Regions from separate parts of the Homo sapiens genome. Here region 2 is linked to region 1. A link is a loop called in an ENCODE intact Hi-C map of the cell type or tissue named here. Cell type or tissue: Calu3. All regions are shown on one strand. Region 1 overlaps IQCH (IQ motif containing H). Region 2 holds the start of LOC105370870 (a long non-coding RNA gene).

Region 1 (2,500 bases):
TTTTCCTGCCTTTTTATACTCTTGCTATATGTTATCCACAATACATCTTTCTAAACATTTATTTGAATATAGATAAAATTATACATATGCAAAATCCCAAGTTACAATATTGCAGTCACACATAAAGACATTGGAGTTGTAACTGCCTATATTAGCTTTTATATGTGGAATGGTTCTCTAAATTATTTGAAAGATTAGTAATTTTTCAAAAATGATTCGAACAGCTCATTTGTCCTTCTGCCTCTCTCTTTAATTCTTAAGTCCAGATGCAAAGCAAAGAGAGACTTTTAGATGATTGTAAAGTCATTTAATTTCCAGACATTGTCTAGTGTTTAAACACTGACATCAAAGCAAAGAGCCAATTATCAGAGTTCATTTGGTCTGAAGCCCCATTGCCTGAATTGCTATAGTTTTCCTTAGGCTGAAAAGGAAATGTGTGTCACATCTTGAAGATGTAGTATATAAAATCACTTTATCTAGAGCAGTTTAACTTGAAATGTGTGTTTGGGCTCACTAACCACAAGGAGGCATTGAAGCATCTCTTCAAAATGTGAAAAGCAATTTTAATGAAGAAAAAAAAAGTTACACCTACAGTTGTTGAATTTCATATAAGCAGTTATACCTGCTTGTGAGTATGCATGCTTTTTAAGTTTATGTTTTGATTCACTTTTTTTAATGACCTGAAATATCAGCAGAAAGTATTTCCGCTGTTGTTTCTTTTGTGAGAGATTTTTGGACAATAGTAATTCATATGTGTTTTCCCTTCTGCTACGTTTCCAGTGGAAATGAAGGCAAACTGCAGGACTTTTATTAGTACTGACAAAGTAACTGCATTAGCTCTTCTTGCCCTTTGAAAGTTAAAAGTTCTTGTGACCGTGAGCAGAAGCTGATTTCTTTAGTATTTGAATTATTTAAATACATATTCCTGACAGCAAGGGATTTATCTGAAATCTATGTGTCACTTTAGAATGATTCTGGAACACATCTTCAAAATACCACATAAGAAGCTCACATTAAGAAGCCAAAACGATATTTTTTTTAACCTGAGCATAATTTTCTTACACATCCTTGTAAACATTCATATTGCATGTCAGAAATTTTCTCCATGTTTTGTCATCTTGATTCTTAGCAGCCTTGTTGGTACTGAAAAATGTGAACCCCTCTGTTACAGAGTATGTTGCTTAGCACATCTTCCAGAATAATGTTTAATTCCCCCGAGAAACAAGCACCTCATTCTTCGGGATTGGGTTGTTTCTGTAAGATGCTTCAGAGAAAATTTTTTCCTGGAAATATGGACTGTGACATTTTGAAATTCTCTTGTGCCATTTTGCTATATCGACTTGCTCTTTCTGTGTTTTGACACCTTGTTTGCCTTTTAGGGTATTCCCAGCCTGTGAGAGAACATATTGCCGATTTCAACACACAGCAGAACATGCAGCTGGGGAGGCTGTGTGACATCTTAGGTACAGTAAATAGTTTTACACAAATGACTCTTTGGAATGTTTATCAGTGGATGTTGATAGAATGTGTTGTTTTGTTTGTTTGTTTTTTGCTTATTTTTTTCCTCTACAAGGAAAAAGCTCAGATGTTTAATCTACTTACAGGGCAATTAAATGTTTTATTTTAAAAAACATATTTGTAGTAAAATCAACTTGAATAAAAAATGACATTTTAACCAATTTACTTGGGCAGTTTTCTAGATTATCTTTGCTGCAGGTTTGGATCAGAATTTCTCTCCTATAAACCGAAATCTTTATTTACTGAATCTTACAGTGAGTGAAGTCAAAGTTTTACATTTGTGTCAGTCTTGTCTCTTATAGTATCTGGGGAATGTGTGAAAGGTGGTATCAGAAATGAAGCATTGTGTTTTCATAAGAAGAAAAAGGGGAAAATTAAGATAGATTTTTAAAAGAAGCTTTTATTTAAATATAGAGCATCTTATTATTAGAAAACGTGAAGTGCTTAATGGAGGGAATTTTTAGAAATACAGACCTTGATTCAGTGATGTATACATCTTTGTAAAAGTCAGGTTCTGATACTGGTTTGGTCAGTTCTTAATCAGACACCCATCTGGAGCCAGGAGAGAAGGATGCCTGAATGTGATAGCTTTGGTTGACACTGTTCAAGGCCCGGGTTCCGATTAGGCTCTAAGAATATAGGTTGCAAAAGCTAAGCAATAACATTGAATCTGTTTGTGAGATACTTGCCAAAAATTCAAGGTTACACAAAAATTAGATTTGTATTAGTTACCAAATAAGAACTTCTTTGCTTTGTTAAAATACAATTTCTTTGGCCCTTATTTAAGAAAAACAAGGAAGAATTTTAAATGATCAAGGACCAACTTAACTGGCTCCCTGGAATGACATGCTTTACATGATTCATATATATTTCAGCATCATTATTATTTTATAAATGCTATTTGGTATCAAAAAATACATCAGTACTAGAAATTTACAGTGTCCTAAAATAATAATCATAATTGCTTTAATCTATTATCTAG
Region 2 (2,500 bases), 450 kb after region 1:
AGAAACTGTCCTTTTCCAGGGCTGCAGGCGAATGGCTGGGTGGGAGTTGGGGGTAGGGGTGAAAGGGGGGGCCAGGAGTGAGAAAGTGGAGCCGGGAGAGGGGGCTGTGCGTAACAGCTCTCACTTAATCAATTTGCACAGATAATTTTCAGGATCAAATGAAGAGGGAATTGGCTTATCGAGAAGAAATGGTGCAACAGCTGCAAATTGTCAGAGGTAAGACGGGAGTCAGGTGAGCTCGTGCACGGGCCGTAACTGCCTCTCGTCTGGCAGGAGCCGCAATGTTGGCTCAGTCATTTGGATTTAAATTGAAGGTAATTTAACAATTATTTTTTTATTTAATATGCTTTGTATACTCTGATTAGCCTCAGAATGGCAAGCGAGCCCAGCAAACGGCTTGCAGGCATCATTACATGGAGTGATTGAACTTCTTATCGCGGCAATTTCCATGGTTTCTAAATTAAAAATCGAGGCGTAAAATTACCTGGGAAGTAATGCCTAAGTTTGCTTTAATTTTGGTTAGATCCATCTGCCTTTAAGCGCCATCCCAGGCCATTTCCTTCCTCCGCCAGTCTGCAGTTAGGAGCTCCGGTACCCCCTCCCCCATCCCTGGAGTTGTTTCTGCGCGGAGCTTAGCCCTGGGGAGAGGAGGAAGCCCGGGCTGTGACCCCGGCCTTTCGGAGGGTGGTCTGCGTTTCCTCACTGGCCCCTCCCCTTGTCTTCCAGATACCCTGTGTAACGAACTCGACCAGGAGCGGAAGGCGCGCTATGCCATCCAGCAGAAATTGAAAGGTGCGGAAGCCGGGAAACAAAGATAGGAGGGGTGCTGGGTGCCGGCCGTGCTGTCGACTGAATGAATGAATAGTGGGACTAGTGAGGAAGGCCACGATCCACGTGGATCAGGATCTGTGAGGGAGAAAAGTGGGAACTGATTTTAACGGGAAGATTATTCTAGGATGGTGGGGGTAAAAAGAAAGAGCCCCTTGGGCTTTGGACGTCAGAAAAATCTGCCTTCTATTACCAATTCTGGCTTTGAGCAGGTTGACTCCTCTCTTACTGTGCCTCAGTTTCCTTTTCTGTAAAATGGGGCTACTGAACCAGAGCAGTGGTTCTGAATCACCAGCTTTTGTCCTACCCTCCTGCCTCCTCCTGATCCGCTCGGTTGAGATTCCCTGACCCCAAAGGGTTGGTAAGGCCGGGGAGGGGAAAGGGTGGACTGCGCGGTGAGGTGAGCCTGGAGAGGCGCCCAGAGTGACCCTCGCGACTGTCTCCCCAGAAGCCCACGACGCCCTGCACCATTTCTCCTGCAAGATGCTGACGCCCCGCCACTGCACTGGCAACTGCTCCTTCAAGCCACCGCTGTTGCCCTAGGGCCGGCCTGGCCGCACCCCTGCGCCCTCAAGCCATGCTGCTCCTTGTAAATACCCGCTGCTGCGGTGGCCCTGAGCGAGGAACAAGCCATTCGGACCCGACCGATGTAAATACAGCCGCCCGTCCGCCCGCCTTCCTCCCGGGCTCCCCGGCCTTGCCCGCCCCCTCCCGGGCGTCCCTGTCCAGGGCCCCGGCTTGGTTTCCAAGTGTAAATACCGCCTCGCGCCTCAAATCCCCCTACCCCGTGTGAACTCTAGGGCATCGGACCTCAAGGGGTTAACTGGACAGACGGGGGGCGGGAGGGGAGAGCGCCCCCTCCCATTGTATAGCCTTGAACCCGATTGTGAATACAATGTAGCAACTTCGCTGGCGCCTGCCCCGCACTCCCCGTCCCGTCCACTTCTGAAACTCCTGTTCCTAATGACAAAGTGGCTATGTGCAATGGATATAAATGTACTGTGAGTCTCTCGGTTCAGTATTAGGTTCACTTTAATTTATTTATGCTGTAAGTTATTTTTGCTTCCTTCTCCTGGACCCACTTCCAGTCCCGTTTTGCATTCCCCTTTGGATTTTGCTTTGGCTATTTTTTGTTGTAACCTCTTGATGTAACAGCACTTTAAAAGGGCGACAACTGACTCACGAGATGGCAACCACCTGGAGCCTGTTTGGGGAGACCACCCTGTACCCGTGACTTTCGTTTTTAATAATAATAATAATAATAATAAAAGATGTCACTTCTGGGGCTACGGAGGTGGGAGTGCACCGGCGGAGCGGGGCGGCGGAACACCGTGCAACAGGTGGGGGTGGGAGCCGCCCCGCGGGTTCTGGGGCTCCCAGGGTCAGAATCGGGCCTGCTCAAGTGGGCAGCAGCGAGCACTCAACCTCTCCACTGTGCCCTCCAGACACACTCAGTTTTCCCCCACAGGGCACTCCCTCTCCGCGTTTAGGACCCTCCCTTGGGCCCGGAATGGAGGAGGGGCATTACGTCACGGTCCTTAGCGCAGCGGTCCCGGGCTCTTTCCTCAAGAGCTCGAAGGCGCCGAGGGTTCATCCATGCCCATTTCCACGCCTGCCACACCGGGGAAGTTACCTCCGGGGCGCTCACAGACAGGGCGCCCTGCCGGGAATC

What was found. Peaks named below come from ENCODE experiments on the same cell type or tissue, not always from the same donor. Only the 100,000 strongest peaks of a DNase experiment are listed, where the experiment ranks them.
Region 2: it touches region 1 in a loop (4-fold over the local background); 12 of 110 quality-filtered maps call a loop at or near these places.

The regions. Positions count from the first base shown.
Region 1 is chr15:67,383,557-67,386,056 of GRCh38, forward strand. IQCH (IQ motif containing H) reads left to right here. Exons shown (of 21, transcript NM_001031715.3): 11 at 1,380-1,463. Among named protein-coding and RNA genes, the nearest start is that of IQCH, 130 kb to the left of the region's middle. In Calu3, no CTCF peak of the experiment used is centred here; no DNase peak of the experiment used is centred here.
Region 2 is chr15:67,832,466-67,834,965 of GRCh38, forward strand. It overlaps SKOR1 (SKI family transcriptional corepressor 1), which reads left to right. Exons shown (of 9, transcript NM_001365915.1): 7 at 142-216; 8 at 727-792; 9 at 1,277-2,117. The coding sequence ends at 1,371. SKOR1-AS1 (SKOR1 antisense RNA 1) reads right to left here. Exons shown (of 3, transcript NR_120345.1): 3 at 1,843-2,500. LOC105370870 (a long non-coding RNA gene) reads right to left here and starts at 132. Exons shown (of 4, transcript XR_932395.3): 1 at 1-132. RefSeq lists an enhancer at 1,030-1,866 and a silencer at 1,443-1,592. In Calu3, a CTCF peak has its summit at 1,537 (motif pointing left); a DNase peak (open chromatin) is centred at 1,516.